Linked DNA regions of Mus musculus: region 1 is linked to region 2. The links are chromatin loops, found by intact Hi-C in ENCODE. Cell type or tissue: left cerebral cortex. All regions are shown on one strand. Links, peaks and the distances in the headings refer to the core of each region. The heading gives the core; the rest is flanking DNA.

The links. Peaks named below come from ENCODE experiments on the same cell type or tissue, not always from the same donor. Only the 100,000 strongest peaks of a DNase experiment are listed, where the experiment ranks them.
Region 1: a loop joins it to region 2, with 2.1 times the contacts of the local background. A loop is called at or near these places in 2 of 42 quality-filtered maps.

The regions. Positions count from the first base shown.
Region 1 is chr3:108,344,111-108,353,125 of GRCm38, reverse strand. Sort1 (sortilin 1) reads right to left here. Exons shown (of 20, transcript NM_019972.3): 12 at 8,170-8,272; 13 at 7,244-7,412; 14 at 6,279-6,469; 15 at 4,369-4,558; 16 at 1,338-1,454. Among named protein-coding and RNA genes, the nearest start is that of Mybphl, 16 kb to the left of the region's middle. In left cerebral cortex, for the core only: no CTCF peak of the experiment used is centred there; a DNase peak (open chromatin) is centred at 4,605; H3K27ac peaks cover 468 bases.
Region 2 is chr3:108,262,588-108,271,602 of GRCm38, reverse strand. Psma5 (proteasome subunit alpha 5) reads right to left here. Exons shown (of 9, transcript NM_011967.3): 3 at 6,411-6,537; 4 at 5,103-5,170; 5 at 3,703-3,810; 6 at 3,512-3,570; 7 at 2,673-2,775. Among named protein-coding and RNA genes, the nearest start is that of Psma5, 10 kb to the right of the region's middle. In left cerebral cortex, for the core only: a CTCF peak has its summit at 8,044 (motif pointing right); no DNase peak of the experiment used is centred there.

The DNA.
Region 1 (9,015 bases), core at 461-8,460, 82 kb before region 2:
CATTTTTTTAAAAAACCAGAATATATTCCTGGGCTGTCTCTTTCTAGAAAACAGATTTGAAAACTGCAGAAAGTTCTTGTCTCTGGGAAATTGAGGAAATCTGAACAAAGCTCTAGCTTCACTTGCTGTTAGCCTCTAACTCTAACGGACTTTAAAGGCCCCAACTCAGAGGCCACACAGTTGTTTCTCACTACCTGAGCTGTAGCACTGTGACGATGGGTCATGACGCTGGGTCATGACGATCAAGGTGGCTCTTGTTCATTTTCAGGGGCTTTTGTTTTGTTTTTAAGACAGGGTCTCAGTATGTCACTCTTGCTGTCCTAAAACTCACTAGGTAGGCCAGGCAGGCCTTGAACCTACAGAGATTGGCCTGCCTCTGCCTCCCAAGTGCTGGAATTAAAGGAGTGTGCCACCATACCCAACAATTTTCAGGGACTTAAATGGCCACAACTCAAGTGACTACGCAGGGGATCCTTTGAATGACTCAGGACAATTCAATGGTTAACTTTTTGACATTAAAGGACTAAAACCTCTAACCTGAGACTATGGGAGCAGCATTTCTGAGCGTTTGTGTGCATGTGTTCTGTGAGGAGCTATGAAACTAAGTTACACATGTGCCCATATTTATTTATGCTCATGGAAGCCATTCCCCCTTCCTTTCTCAAGATAGGGCTTTCTAAGTAGAATTGGCTAGCCTAGAACTAGGTGTGTAGTACAAACTGCTGTTGAACTTAAGGGGACCTCCCACCCTATAGCCTGAGTGCTGGGGTTACAGACATACGCTGCCCACCAAGTTTCATCCTCTTTCCCTACAAATGTCGCTAAACCCTATCCTTAGGACAGCAGGCTTGGCCACCTCCTTGGGAAGTTCTGTTTTGCAAATGCATTGTTTTGTTGACTGAAATATTAGGAGGTAGGCAAAATGGGTCTGGGCCAGGTCTGGAGGCAGGGAAGGGCGCTGCCCATGAGGAGATTTTGTGTGGTTTCAGGGCCTGCACAGACTTAGCATTTCTATGTCTGTGCCTTTAGACTGCACCCCAAACTGAGTCCTGGAGAAAGCTTATTAACAAGTAGCACAAAAAATGGGAGAGGGGAGTCCTTGGGAGAGCACTGCGTTGGCTCCTGTGGAGGCCATTTGAATAGAAGATTAATAGAAACTAATTTGCACAGGAGTCAATGGTCCCAGGAGGCCAATAGTTTATCAGAATATTTTCTCATCACAGAAGGTCTACTAGATGGTGATTTCATGAATGTCCGGAACATCGCTCACTCAGAACCGTGTGGCGCTACCACTTCGGCTCAGGGAGGTGAGAGCGCGATGTGGGAGGCCGCCTTACCCATTTGTTGTCAGGTGCTCCTCCTTGCCGTACAGACAGAACTCTAACTCATGCCCCTTCAGTTCAGGCTGCTCCACGCACTCTGAGGCGTTCTCCGGACGGAAGTAGCCAAAGTCACTGTAAGAACCAACAATAAGGATACTTTTGAAGTTGCCTGCCTACAAGCCAGCACGCGACTGGTAGGTCAAGTGGAGAGCTGACATTCCCATTGTGGATGCTCCAACTGAGGTGAGAACAGCTGCGAGGAATGGGTTGGGAAAGCTATGGCGTCCTTGCAGATCCATGCTAGAATCTTAAGTGTCTTTCACAGGTCCCTGTGTTAAAGGCACGGTCCCCAGTGTGGAGCTACTGAGAGGTGGTGGAGCATTTAAAGGTTAGGGCCTAATGGGACTCCCCAACCCCCATGGACTGACTTGCTCTGCCTCGCATTTCTGCCCTGCAGTGCTGCTCACGCTCAGACACTGCATGTGTGGTAGCATGTGTAAAATGCCCATACCCAAGCATGGAGGCCAAAAGGTACTGTCAGGTGTCTTCCTCTCTGCCTCTCCTCCTTGGCGATTTTTTTGAGACAGGGTTTCTCACTGAACCTGGAGCTCACTGACTGACAGACTAGCTAGGCGGGCCAGTGAACTCCAGATCTGCCTGTCTCTCCCCTATCACTAACACTGAAGTTGCAGATGTGTGCCGCCTTATGTGGGTGCTGAGGGTCAGAATTCATCATCTCATGCCTGTACAGCAAGCATGCAGGCCACTGATCCAGCTCCCTGCCAGCCCCTTCCATTCCACGCCGTCTCTTTGTAGTACCTCTCATCCACCCTCCCTTCCCTTCTGTGAGATCCTGCCTCTTTTCCAAGGTTGACCCTTGACATGGACAGCATCCATGTTTTGGTCCCACCACCCTAAGTCCTTGCACACAGACTATAAGAAAGGACAACTGATCTCCTCCACTCATTAGTGTCTTCTCCTCGGCCTCCATGTCTACCCTATAAATCATCCCTTATCTTTTAGTTGGGCAAATCTCTCCCTCCCTCCCTTCCTTCCTCTCTCCCCCAACCCCTCTCTCAGGGTTGAATACAGGGTCTGATATATGCTTGGCAAGTGCTCTAGCCCTGAGCTATATCCTGTGTCTAGCCATATTTCGTGCAAGAATACTTTTAATTACCTTATTTTGCTCATCTAGACTATAAGCCATTCCCACCTCCTAGTGCTGGGGACTTAATTAGACTCTGACACACATGAAGCAAATTTGTTACACTAAACCAAATGACATCTCTAGCTCCTCATTTATGTTTTAGTTCCTGTATTTTGTCTTCAACACCTTCTGCAACTTTGGGAATGAATGCCTAAGGCCCCACGAGGCTTACTGATCAACAAACCTAACATCGTCTCCTCCTTGGTTCCGTGTCTGTTTACAACAGTACCTTTCTTCCACCATCTGAAAGGGAAACTTAAGCTTGAAAGTCCTTGACCTGAACTCTGATCCATATTTCTCTTTTTTAAAATGTAGCTCTAGAGGTTACACTATAGATGAGGCTAGCCTGGAGTTCATGGGGCTCTGCCTGCCAAATGTTTCTCTGACTCCTCTCAGCCTTCCTTGGTGTGCTGTGGGTGTCTAAGCTCCCAACAGGCCTCTGGCTTCTCTGCCCCACTTGCTCATCAGCACTCAGCTTGATGCCACCACCTCAACAAGCTGCTCCGAGGTCCCCCTCCTTTTCAGCACAGGGGACCCTTCTCCTCTCCTCACTACCGCTTCCTGTGTGTGTCTGGTGGGGGAAAATGAAAGAGGCTTTCAAGCTGTGCTGTCTGTCTGTCCATCTTATCCATTAAAGGCCAAGGGGGAGGTACGGGGTGAGGACAGATCTTCCTCACAGAGGAAACATTCTCACAACCCTGCACTCTGCAGGACCCCAGCTCATTAGGAGACAGCAGCTCAGGGAAAGAGGCCCCGGAGGCCAGGGTAAGGACAGGACAACCCCTCAGAGTGACCCCACGCTTGCCTGGCAGTCGAAGGTGAGCTGAGTGATGTGTTTCCTGTGGAAATGAGGATGGGAAGAGCCACCGAGGGTTGGACCTGAGTTTCCTTCAGACCTGCATTGAGCTGTCACCTGTAGTTCAGGGGACTATGACAAGGGGACAAGAGTACTAGCTGTCCTCTTTGTCCAAGTGCTTTGGGAAGCCAATTTTACTTCCTGTCTGTCACAAGCAGCAAGTTATCACCTGCAATAGGAGGCAGCCCTTATTTGCCCCAAATGTCCTCATTTAAGTGACATTGGCCTCTTGTATATCAACTAACACCAGATCACCACATAACTAACTAACTCTTGATCTCTGATGGTCCTGAACTTTAGGGAGTACATCCTGGTGGCCTCTATATTCACTGAGACCTAGGCACCATGAACATAATGATGTCACTTCTACTCTCAGGACCTAATCACCACCCTTCAGTCCTCAGTCTTGCAGATGATCCAAAGCCTTCCAGAAGCCACCTGCCAAGTCCAATTTCCTCCCCGGCCCTGAGCTACTGTTCCTGTTGTTTTTAGTTTATCATTTTGTAGACTGCCCCTGCAACCCTTAGTTTAGTTTTGAGACAGTCTTATGTATTCCAGGCTATTACCGAACTGCTCCTACCCCCACGTGCTGGGATTACTGCATAAACCAACACACATGCTTTATTTGATGTTGGGGATTGGACTCAGGGCTCCGTGCATGCTAGGCAAACCCTGTACCACCCGAGTTACACGCCAGACCGCCTCTTCTTATTTAATTTCTGTCCTTCCCACCATGTCCATGTCACGACCTCTAAGGCTGGACAGTCTGTGTCCAGTGACTATCCAGTATGATAAAGTAATCTGTGAAGTGTTAGTACCGTTTGGTCCCCTTTCTCTGGGCTTCACTTTTGTGGACAGCAGGCAAGAGTTATTTAGTCTGGTGGAGAGGAATGTCAGGATTTCTTAGCTGGATAAGACAACTATTTTCCACCTCCCCGAATGTGGGACAGGGGCTGACAGAGGGATCTGAGAAATGCTGATACCAGAGGAAGTCCTCCAGGGAACACGGACAGACGGATGGCTGCTTGGCCACAACATAGTCTCGACCATTCTGACAGACGGATGACTTCCGTAGCCGTAGGAACTGTTCTTTATAGCCCAAAATGCAGCCGTCTTTGTAATCTCCAGGGTCTGTGGAGTGTGCCAGCCACGTGGTATAGTCATCCTCTTCACCTAAAGGACAGACAGAATGTTCAGGAGTCGGCATAGCACACAGCCCACCCACAAGAGAGAGGCAGCTGTCAGGCTCAGGGGAGGAGGAGGGGAGGGAAGGCAGGTGAGCTGTCTTATTCAATCTCTTGCTTCTGTCTGGAGTTGCAAACACAAAGTCACTTTAGTCTAGAACCCACTAGCAGTTGCACTTCCTCATAGCAAAGGAAGACTCTCTCTGTATCGCCTTCTGTGGGGGGGATTAGGAGAAATCTTTGTTTTAAAGTGAGGTTGTACAGGGAGCACTAGAGTCTTCCCAAACCAAGAGGCTGCGGTCTGCCTTGATGGCCTGGTCCCTCCATCCCTGGAGCTGTCAGAGACAAGCAGCCATGTTTCCCATACGTTGGCCATTTGTTTAGCATAAGACACCAACAAGAGCCCAGATTCAGGGTTGCCGGCCATACTTGGCTTCCAGCAGAGGGGAACCGGCCTCTTCCTAGCTTTTCTCTAGAGCCCACTGGCTCTCTGACGGCCAACATCTGCTTCTGCTTCAGTAGACAACATCATCTGCTCCGGGGACAATGCTCCTAGGTTGGAACCTAGAGTGTTGCCTGGGTTTTTTTTTTGGGAGGACTTGAGGACCAGCAGTGAGCCAGCCTGCTAGGGGACAGGTGTGTAACAAATATTTGAGAGCTAATATAGTAATATAGAGTTCCCTGCTGAGGATGAACTCACAAGCCAGCTCTGTCCACCTTCTTTAGTGCATTTAGAAGCCAAGTGCACTCAGGTTATGAATCACACTTAAGTGTCTTATAGAAAAGGAAGTGCAGGCTGAGAGTCCTGCATTACAGGTGCTGCAGGGTGAACCCAGGGGACACCCGTCTCTAAAATGACTCCTGTAAGCCCTTGGTTGTATGATGCCGACAGTGAACGCAGGCACCTTTCCCATAGTGTTTTCTTTTAGTCTACATCTTTCTCATTGAGACACTACACTGGGTTTGTTTGCGACACTCTGGGAGCGCCATGTGCTGGACACTTGCTTCTGGAAGTCCTCATACCTGCCCAGGGTTTAGAGTCTCCACTAGGACTCACATTAAACTCAACCTCCATGTGAAACCCCTCCCTTCAGTGTTCTGAGTAACAGGGTCAGAGAGCGGACCTTCCAAACGCTCCCCTCCAAAGCTTGCTTTCTACAGTCCCAATGCATCCAATGTCCTACAGAGGGACACCCCCCTCCCCAAATGTCACAAAATCACTTAAGACAAACAAGGCAAAAGAACGTCTCATAAATGGTACAAAAGATCTTTCCTGCAGGGCAGAGTACACTGTCCTATATGGCAGCCCGGCTCCTTCACCCCCACTCCTGCCAAGCATGGATGGATGAATTGAGACTTGCTCAAGAATGCTGACTTAAAAGGAAAAGGGTGAACTATCAGGGATCCTTCATATCGCTTACATGTTGAAAGAATAATGTTTCGGACATTTATAGATAATTCTACCATGGAGATGTAGTTCACCTTCTATTTTATAACATAGCTAACAGAATAATTTAAATTATACAGATGCCCCTTGTATTTCCTGTGGACAGCACTAGCCCCAGCATGACTTCTCTGTTCCATCCTCCATTGACTTTCATATGCATATGCATCTGAGTACCCTGGTTGAAAGAGATTTTCTCTGAATGGGTTATTTGGGGAAAAGGGTTTACAGATTTCTGGTGGGAAATTCCGAAGGAGACACTCACAATTCCGCTCAAGGATGTCTTTGAAATCGACTGTGTAGGAGACCCACTGGCGGGTAATGAAAGACTCTGTGAATCCCCAGATGCTGATGTTCATGGACCTGGCTCCAGGCTCGGAAGCAAGCCCAGTGAAGTAGATGGGCTCCTGTGTGAACACATAGCTCTGCCAGCACTGGCCTTCATCTGTGGAGAACCTGAAACCCGAGTTAGAGAAGGATCATGACAGAGGACCAGCATGGACTGGGGATATCAGGAAAGCAATCTAGCCCTTTGGTCCCAGACCAGGGGACACCCTTGTAGTTAGAGGGTGACTTATGTCTGAAAATTACTTTAATTTCCAATACCTCTAGTTAGCAGGGTATGAGAAGGGATTCACTCATAGAAGGCATGGAAGAGAATACCTCTCTCAAAGGAAGACAGAGGCATGGCCCAGGGAAGAATGAGTTTCTAAATTAATAAGTTAATTCTAAATTAATAAGATAGACTTGAAATACCTAGAATTTCTTTATAACATGTGCACTGAAGTTAGAAATTAACTTGGTAGAGTGCTTGGGCATTTCTACATTTTGGGCAGTGGAGAGAAAGAAGATTGTTATTTTTCATTTAATCGTGGGTGTGGGTATGGAAGGATTGTTTTTAATTTACACCATGTGCATTCTGGGTATTGAACTCTGATCGTCAGGCCTGGCAGCAAACACCTTTACGTGCTTAGTCATCTTGCTGGCCCAAGAGAAATAGTCTCAAAAAGTGATAAAATCTACAGCTGGGAGGAGTGAGAGGGGAAGTGGTGTTGAGCAATCTGGCTTGCTTCCTCACAGAATCCCTGTGAAGGAGCCTTTGCCAGAGGTCTACAGAATCTAACCATGTAAATCAGGGTTGGGGTCGGGCTCTCCCTGCAGTAAGCCCGAGAACTTCCCCACCACTGCCTTCTATGCAGATACTGTGTGGGGAGCTTCGAGCATGCATACTTAATCACATTGATAGGACGGTTGCTGTGCTCAATGGCCACAATGATGCCTCCAGAGTCCAGGATGGTATAGTAATGTGGTCCTTCTAGCATCTTCGCCCAGGAGTAACCCCCATCATCTGAGATGTACACATCTGGGACCATCACCGAGATGGCATCTCCCACACTACCTGAAAAGTAATTGACCATTAGCATCCATCAGCAATGAAGCCGCGAGGAGTTACTGACAAGAGGAAACCTTTGAGTGAGTTTACTGTGTTTGTCACCAGGCCTGTTATAGTAAAATGATGGCCATCAAGGCTTAGCTGCTGCTCTTGCCAATGAGAGTCTAAAAGAGCCCAAAGAGTTGTTGCAATACTGGAAATTCTATCAAAGGATCCTGTTCTAGTCACCTCAAGCTGGACATGTGACACAGCTTAGCACCGTCTCTGGGGAATCACAAGGTGAGGGACTGCCCAGGTCAGAGTGGGCTATACCCACGTTTGTGAGAGATTGTCTTGATTAATGATTGGCCTTGGGGGGCCCAGCCCACTGAGGAGCACCATCAGTCCTCTAGGTAGGTGGTTTTGAGTTGTATAGGGAAGTTAGCTGCCGACGAGCCTGAAAAAGGTGAGCCAGGAGCAAACAGGCTCCTCCCGGGTCCCTGACATGACTTCCTCAATGATGAACTGTGACCTGGAAGGATAAGATGAAATAAATCCTTTCCTCCTCAGGTTGCATTTGGTCAGAGTGGTTTATCACAGCAACAGAAAGGACACAGAAACAAAACAGAGCAGCTACCTACTATGTGGGGTGAGCTTGTGGGGTGTGTGTGTGTGTGTGTGTGTGTGTGTGTGTGTGCATGTATGCATACACAAGCCCAAAGGCAGCGCTGTCTCTCTGTGCTTGGTGGCTCAGTCCACAATTGTGAGAGAGAGGGCTCCTTACCGTGAGCGATGACTATGCCCACAGCATTGGGCTCGGAAAGTGGGGCCATTGGAACGTTTAGCTTCTGGGAGATGCTATAAGAAGCATGGATATGAAGGCTGCACTGTGAAGAGAAACCAAAGCCCAGATTAAAACCAAAGACTTGATGGCCTCAGTCCTTTCACAGAGCCTCCCAATAAGACTGTGAATTTAACTCAAACCTCAGTGGGATGATTAAAAAAACAAACAAATAATAACAACAAAAAACAACCTGGTAGAATTCACTTAATAAAATGTACTATCTGGCTTTTTAAGTATAATTTAGGGATATTCTTGCTTAATTAGCCTTCAGAACCTTCTCACCATGTAAAACTGAAACCACCACATTTAAAGCAACAAGTCTCCACTTCTGTCTCCTGCGCCTGAGGAACCACGTTCCATTCTTTGTCTCTGGAGACCTGACTACTCTAGGGTCCCTTTGGGATATTCACTCATAGAAATGAATTGTACAGAAGCCATCTTTTTTTGTAATAGGCTCATTTCACTTGCAGCAATGTCCTCAGGGTTGATCATTTGTCAGATATCCTTCCTATATAAAGCAAAATAATATTCCATCTTGGGTGGTGGCGGGGTGGGGAGTGTATACGATACTTTATTAGCCCATTCAACTACTGATGGCCTTGCTTCCACTGCCTTGGTCACTGTAACTAGTGACCATAGATGGCTGGCACGATTATTTTATTAAGATTCTGTTATCATTTTTCCCCCAGCTGGGAACCGAAACCAAAAGCTTTACACTGATTAGGCAAGTTGTCTACACCCAGGGTACATCCCTAATCCTTATTTTAAAATTTTTTATTTTGATAT
Region 2 (9,015 bases), core at 530-8,529:
TTCCTCTTCCTATATGGCTCTCACTTGTGTACACATACACACACAGCACTAACTAACATTTAATTTTCTCTACATATGAAAGCTATATTACAAGCAAACCGCATTTTATTGTGCTTTGTTGTGCTGCACTTAGCAAATACTGCAGATCAGTGGCAACCTCATATTGAACAAGCTTACTGGTAACATTTTCTAAAAGCAATGGATTATTCTGTGTCTGTTATTTCTGATTAATTCTCACAACAGTGTGATCTGTTTGGTAACCATTTTTCCTCTCTTTAGTGTCTGTATTTTCAGGTATGTGCAGATGTGTGTGTGTGGGGGTGTTTGTTGGGGGGGGGGGGTTGCACATGCACCCAAGTGGAAGTCAGAGGACAACTTGGATGTTACTCCACAGATACCTTTTTGAAATCAATCTCTCTCTGGTCTGGAATTCACCAAGCAGGCTAGGCTGCCTACCAAGTCAGCTCCAGTGAGCCACCCGTCTCTGCCTCCCCAGCACTGGGATTAAAAGCCTGTACTACAGACGCCTGGCTGCCCCCTCCATTTTCCAAGAATTTTTTTTTAACGATGTCCATCTTTGTGTGGGTATACACAGGAGTGCAAGTGCCCTCAGAGACCAAAAAAGGGTGTCAGATTCCCTAGAGCTGCAGTTACAGGTGACATGGGTTCTACGAACCAAACTCGAGTCCTCTGTGAGAGCAGTTTGTTCTTACCCACTGAGGCACAGTTCCCATGGCTTTATTAATGTGGTTTCTGGGGATCATGCTTACAAGAGAAGCACTATACTAAGACAGATCCTGGAAACCTAGCAAGTCACTTGTGGTGCTATTGCCGTAATTGCTCGAGTCCCACAAGCCACATTACAGGAATCAACCTTGACAAATGTAGCAGATATCCTCACTGCTGTACTGCCCATCTTTTGGAGGGATTTTTCTACATTCCCAAGACAACAATACTGAACGAGGTCAATCTAAGGATGTTACTACAGTAAAAGGTAGAGTCCCATGCTTCCCGCTTTAAACCAAAACCTGAAAATGAGAACGCTTAGTCCAGTTTATCAAGATTTGAGTTAGGCTGAAAGCTAGGCCTCTTGTGCCAAATTAGTTAAGCAAGCTGTGAAAAGGGAAAGAAAAGGCCCCTTTTTAAAAAGCAATTTTAACAATGTACAGCCTCATGTATTTGTGCAAGTGATCTTCCAGGAGCTACAGTCCCAGCCCTCCCTTTCCCTTTTATATTAACATAAGTTTAGCTGATAAAGCACAGAAAAGCCTGAGCATCAATCAGTTTGGAATGAAAATTCTGTGCATAGACACTATCACACACTCTCATTCATATACTACACCTAATTTTTCATGAAAACAACAGTTCGTTGATGCCACAGACGCTCCTGTATCCCCGTAAGAAGCTGTCACAGCTACCTAACCCTTAAAAGCCACCAGCACCATAGCAAAAGAATTACAATTTGCTTATCATTTTTAGTGGAAAAAAATTGCAATTAAATTGTGAAAAGCTTTCAGACATAATGCTACTTACTACACACTGTGTTGATTTAAATGAGCAATATTCCCACAGGTTCTGATATCTGAGTGCTTGGTGCCCAGTTGGTGGTACTATTTGGGGAGGCTTAGGAGGGATAACCTTGCTGGAGCAAATATTCCCTGGGGGCAGGCTTTGAGAGCTTAAAGCGTCACCCTACTTCCAGTTTGCTTTCTCTTCTTTGTGCTTGCATTGAAACTGTGAGCTCTCCTGCTCCTGGAGCCTTGCATGCCACTTGCTGCCATGTATTCCCACAATGATGGACTCTTATCCCTCTGGAGTCATAAGCCCAAATAAATCCTTCCTTCTATAAACTTCCTTCTATAAACTTGGTCATTGTGTTCTATCATCGTGATAGAAAAGTAACTAATAGTTACAGTATAATGAAAACCTAATTTTTGTATAGACTTATTTATATGCCAAACCTAAAATACCTCTTAAATACGCCTATGTTAATATGAGCAGAGATTCCCTATGTGACCCACCTGGGTGTGGCAGCCTTCAACCATAGAAATGAACTACAAAAACCCAAATCTTCCTATTCTAGAAAGGAAGTACCAACTACTCACTTGCCTCAATATCCACACTAGGCATTATTAACTGCTAAGTGAAGCTGTCAGGATAGAAGACAAACATTGTGCTATAGTCATAGCATGGCATATTATTCAGCAAAAAAAACAAAACAAAACTAACCTAACAGTACAATAAGAAAGCTAGGCTTGGTGGCATATTCCTTTAATCCCAGAGCTAGGAAAGCAGAAGTAAGAGGATCTCAATGAGTTTGAGACCAGCCAAGTCTACTTAGCAAGTACAGTCCATCTAGAACTACAAAGAGAGACCCTGTCTCAGGAACTAAAAAAGATCAGTGGTAAAGCACATTAGTGTAGAAAGCCAGCATAAACTCATAACAACCAAAGTGGCAAAGCTGTATTAATTTCACTTATGAAAAGGACAAGAACAGACAAATCTATACTGGTAAATAGTTGCAAATGAAGAGAAAGATGAATAAGCACTTTGGCAGATAAATTGTGTTCTGTGTCTTGTTTTAGGTTGTGATTCCAGGTCTATAGTTTTACTCACACAGACGTTAAACACTGACTTTAAAGATTGCAAGAACAGTGAGAATGATGGATTACCTTATGGTAAACTTCTTGCAAGGAGCTCTGGGCACCCTCAGAAGCAGAGCCAATTGCTCGAGCATCACACTGTACAAAGGTCCCAGATGGGTCCATGTGAAACCTGAAAAGACATCAATGTTTAAAAGGGCGTCTTAAGCCACAAATACCTCACTAAAAGAAGTATAAGCATTTTACCCTGGAGCCAGGACATGCCACTGCAATACTGAGGCACAGCCCCTAAAGACTTTTTATTTTGAAAAAACAGTTCTTTTAAAGGGTCCTGACTAATGATATACACATCTGTGTACATATGGAAATGTTACAATAAAACCTATTTTATGTGCTAAACAAAAAATTCAAATTTAACATTAAAATTTAAACATTAAACTAATTTTTAAAAAAAGAAAACATTAATAAAATCATGAACTTCCTCAGGATCTTGGGTGAGAGAATGACAGAGAGTATACATCACCATGGCACCTATGTCCACCTAAGACATCAACAGGAGAATGACCACGTATGCCTATGTCAATCTTATGTGCTACACCGATGTGAGAGTGAGCACCACATGGTAACAGCAATGAGGCAATGTGTAAGCTTTAGAGAATTAGTGCTGGCTAGACAGAGGCTTCTTCATGGGTCCCAACACTGGTATAAACAGCACAGAAACACTGGCTCAGAAGTCCTACTTTTCATCAATTTTTGCTTCTTTCCTTTTATTTTTTTATCTCATTTATTCATTCACTGGTTGGTTGGTTTTTTGAACAAAGTTTCTCCGTGTAGCCCTGGCTGGAATCGAACTCACGTAGATCCACCTGCCCTGCCATCCCAAAGCAGGGGTGGGAAATGGTACTTACAGTTGGGGTCCTTTCTCATCAACTCCTCCAAACAACAATGCTACTCCAAAGGGACGAGACTAGAACCAAAAAGAATTAATTTAGAAGAGGCAACAAATAATGAGAGTCCTCAGAAATGTGTGCAGAGGACAAATGTTCTCAGTCCCCCAGAACAGCAAGCAGGCTCAGCACAAGCATCAGAACTAACTCACCATAGCACCTGGATCTGCATCTTCTTCTCCAAACTGCAGAGCCAGATTGGACACAGCCTGGGTCACACTCTCAACTGTCATTGTCTCATTATAGGTGAACCAGTGGTTCTATAAAAAGGGTAAAGAATGATACTGCTTCTTGGTAAAAAGGAAACTCACACCAACCATCACCTCGTGCTCACATGCCTCTTCTGTTTGGGACAGGGTCTCTCTGAATGTCAGACCCAGAACTTACAATCCTCCCACCTCAGCCTCCCAAGAGCTAAGACAGACCACCTGCCCAGATCAACATGTTTTTGTTTTTGTTTTTTGAGACAAGGTTTCTCTGTGTAGCCCTGGCTGTCCTGGAGCTCACTCTGTAGACCAGGCTGGCCTCCAACTCAGAAATCCACCTGCCTCTGCCTCCCCTGTGCTAGGATTAAAGGCGTGCGCCACCGCTGCCCGGTTTAACATGCTTTTCTTGACTAACACTAGCCACTGAGTGCTTGGGTTATATCAGAAGAGGAACAGCTCTGACTGCCAGATACGATGGCATATGCCCATGATCCCCACCCTCAGGAGGATGGTGACTTTTAAGGCTAGTCTGAGCTGGTCACAGAAAGACCATGTCTTAAGAGGGAGCAGGGAAAAATGAAGAGGAGGAGGACAGAGGGAGAGGGTACACACTGATAAGCTCTGGAAATAAGGATGACCTAGAGGCTGCTACCCATGCAAAACAGTGACACCTAAAAACAAGGCAGCAAGTTTAGTTCTTTCACAAAGTCAGTGTAAATATCCAAGTGTCAATTTTCTTTAGACACTCACCTTACCTTGTTAAGAGTTTATGTTAAATTATTACTAAGTATAAAGGACAAACTTGGAAATATGTGCAAAAACTACCTTGTGATTAGTTGTTTCCCTTATTAGCCTACTACAGTCAAAGCACAAATAGCCAAGGATTTGCTTATGGGTTTTTGTTGTTTTATTAAAAAAACAAAAAAAAACCCCAGCATTCCTAACCTGAATTTGTCACCTGGCACAAATCATTGCTTACCAGATGAGAACAACTTTATAAGCCTGGCAGAAAAGGCAGCTGTCAGGATACCCTCTTTCTATGACCACATCCCTCTATGATGGCCCCCAGGTAGTTAATCAGGGGATACAGTGTATGCTTTACACAAGGTGAGCCTAGAAGAAGTAAGAGGCTGTAGGCCCTATTAACCAGAGCTTGCTTTCTGTTGCAATGGCTGGAGAGCTAAGTCCTAAGTCCCGAGGTGTTTTAGCAGGGGAATGGACCCAAAACTCTCAAGAGCCATGTCTAATACGGGCACAGACATTGCAATGTAGCCTTGGTAGCTCTGTCATCACTAAACAAGGACTGCATGCATCACAATGAAAAGCAGAGAAGATGTTGATTTTACCTGTGTCTCCACTCTGGCTTTATCAATTAAAGTTTTAGCATCAGCAATTAGCCCACTCATGGCACAACCTGCAATATAAAAGCAACAGTGACCAATCAGCCAAACACTCTACAGTTTTTCATGCCCATCCACTAAGTAAATACTCTCCTTTCTCTACTCCTGGTCTTCCCTGCTGTGGACACAGATGGTCACAGATGGATTCATCATGATGATAGTAAACCCTCTAAAACTATGAGCAAGCCAGAAAACAAGTTCCTTCTCTTAAGATGTCAGATATCTGGTCACAGTGTAGTAAAAGTAACTAAAACTCATGACCACTGGGCCCAGACAAAACTCTTTCCTTCATCACATCCTCACTGAGTGCACACTGTGCACCACCATAAATAAGACCATCAGTTCCCGGAAGACACGTACCATGCCTCCCTCTATATAGCCACGGAGTCTAACAAGATTTTGTTAATCTTTCTCTGTTGAATGAAGTGATACTAACCTACCTCCAAAAGACAGTTGACCTGAGATACGGCAGACAACATTCCAACTCTAAGATCTGTTTCTCCAGCTATGAAAGGGAATACTAAGCTCCCAGTTACCAAAGCATTTAGCTCTTATGGCCTTTGAGTAATTAATTACTTTGCAAATGTTGTAGTAACTGGGTTGAGTAGGTAAGATAAGCAAATTTGGATAGCCAATTACAATATAAAGCTGTAACTGTAAAAGTATGTATCTTTTAATGTTACATTGTCAAGAGCCAACAAGAAAATTATACTAAAGACAAGAGAAAAGACAGAGAGGGCAGGAAGAGATCAGTTAAGTCTCTCACACAGAACAGGCTGGTCTAACATGACTCCTTTAACACCCTGAACCTTATACACTTTGAAATCTTTGAGAATTACTTTTTTTCTCAGTGGACATTACATTTTTCCACACTATTTCCGCTCCAGCTAGCTTACTACTAGGGTAACATGCATGAATTAAAACACAGCCATCACAGGAACTAGCCAAAGATCCAACCTTAATGTATTAAAGTATAATATTTGCCAAAGATCGGGTTATATTTCAGTGGTAGAGTGCTTGCCTAGCTTGTGAGAGTATCCTGGGTTCAATTCCAAGCACTACAAAAAGTAAAATAGATGAAAAGGCTTTCTGGTAGTAGGTTAAGCCTCAGTTTGGTCCTGAGGCTGCCTTCCACTGCCTAGATTTACGTACTGGCCTCCTGCCTTGAACAGAAGAGCTGTGTGGCCTCCCTTGGATCACAGAAGATTAAGTAACCCACACCAGATCCTATAGCAGCTCCCACTCATCACTCACCTATATGAGCATCGATCTCTACAATCTTCTCAATGCTGCTAGGCTCCATTAGTGGGGAGGTAATTCTCTTCTCCACAGCTAGACATACACCCTCTGAGGTCTGGATGCCAATGGCTGTAGAACCAAGCTAAAATGAAACAAAAACAAAAACCATGCTGTGGTTATCACACAGCTTAAAGAAATCCTTGCACAGCTTCATAAGCAGAAACTCAGTTATCCATACCTAGGATGCAGGAAGAACAGAAAGCATCTAACTGTTCCCTTGACTAGCAAAAGCATTTACAGAATCCTGTACATGGGCTTAACCTCAAATGAGCAAGGATTGGTCCCCAGTCTATAAGGTCAGAACACATCTGAAAATTTCTATGTTAGCACTAGCACTGGGAGGAAGAATTCTAAAGTTCTAATCACAGGTTTTTGTTTGTCTTCTTCTGGAACGGTGGCTTTTACCTCTGCCATCTATGAGTCTGTCCAATAGTTATGCTCCCCAAACCCATGTCACCCAGGGAAAGAAAAGAGGAAAGGGATAGGGACAGAATAGACGCCATCCTCAGTAACCACAGGGAAATACTAACTTAACCCAAAGTCACTAGCAGTCCAGTGTAGTAAAGTCACCGTTTCACCTGTGTCACCTATACACCTCAGCACTATGAACTCAACTATCTGCAGAATGAAGACAGTCCTGATAGCTCCATAGAGAAAATGGTGTCTACCATATAATAAACAAGTGTTCCTGTTACATGCCCCCACCGCCCAATCTATTCCTTGTGAAATGGTCTCATAGAATTCTAGCCAGGCTGAAATTTTCTGTGTAGACTAGGTTTGTTTCTGCCTCCTAAGGCATGAGCCACACTTAGCATCTTTGTCTCATATTTAGTCTTTTGCTCTAAATGTATCTTTTATTGGTACACTGAGGGGAAAACTGTGATTTTTACTGTATTTCTCTTAAGAACTGATGCTCTCTGTATTGCCTTTAATTAAAAACCAAATGAGCTTCTCATAATCTAATGATGCTATCTTTCACCTCCAACTTTATTATTAACTGACTAACCCCTTAGGTACAACACAACTGTTCAAAGTATTACATTACTAGCAGCAACACTACCACCTTTCCTGAAGCTGTCTCCTGTGGAATGTACTCTCCTTCTGCCTCTCCAAATGTATCCACTCGTCATAAAGTCGCCTAAGACCATGCTTTATTCCCTGGATTCCCACTACATCTACTTATTTCTATATAACAATGACCCGCCAACTGTGAACACTGATTAAACCTGATATTGTTAAAAACAAACAAACAAACACAGAATTCCATAAATCTTTTTAAACGTTTTAATTCACTTTTATTTATGTGTTACTTAGTGTGTACGTTCCCTTATGTGAAATCCTGCAGAGGCCAGAAGATGTCAGATCCTGAGGCCTAGAGTTACAGGGTTGTGACCCACCCAACCCGAGTTCTGGGAACTCAACTCTGGAAGAGTTCTCCAGCCCATCCAGGAATCCACACAAAAAGCATGGTTTAGACTGAATGTGCTCAAAATAGTTCTGATTTTTTAAAAATTTATTTCATGTATATGAACACTCTTATCTGCATGCACACCTGCATGTCAGAAGAGGGCATCAGAACCCATTACAGATGGTTGTGAGCCACCATGTGGTTGCTGGGTATTAAACTCAGAACCTCTGGAAGAGCAGTCACTGCTCTTAACTGCTGAGCCATCTCTCCAGCCCCAGTCAAAATACATGACATGAAGCACCTTAAAGGAGGAAGGCCTGGTGGCAGGAAAGGGCAGCTGCTAGTCACACTGCGCACACCATCAGGAAGGACAGACAGCGAGTGCTAGTGCGCAGCAAGCTTTCTCTTTTTATCAAGCACAAGAGCAAAGCCCAGCTGCTGTGGCCCTCAGTGAGGGTAGGCCTCCCCACCACAGTTAACTGGAGGCTTTCCTCCTCGGTGATTCTAGGCCTGTTAACGAGTACATCATGTCTCATGCATATATATTACTCTCAAATGCTCACAGTATGGCCCAACCATGAAAAGTTCTACTAGCACAACTACTGATAAATTTGACAAAAATTGCTATGTGTAAGCTATTTGAGAGGTTGCATTGACTATGTCCAATCCTCTAGGCAACTGTGGGTGGCCAGAGAACAGATATGCAGAAATTTATTCCATTATGAAAAGTGTGTAGATGATGCCTATCAGATGATGCCCATGTTCTCAATAGAAGGTGATAAAGGAACTGAGAGTGGGGCTGGAGAGATGGCTCAGCAAGCCAGAGAACCTGCTGTTCTTGCAGAGGACCTGGGCTCAGTTGGCAGCATCCAAATGCTGGGTGGAACAGAACCATACATAATCAGCACTCCAAGGGTCCCAGTGTCCTCTTCTTGCCTTTGAAGGCACACTACACATGTAAATATAGGTGAGGAAAAACACCCACACTCATAAAAATAAAAATTAATCTTAAAAAAAAAAGAAGCTTTAAGTGCTGCCTCAGAGAAGTTGAAATTAGATGGTATAGCCTAAAGGATTGTTTTTATTACATAATTTATAGAGACATCTTAATCTTTGATTCTAAAACTACATATGTGAATATCCTAAAAATTT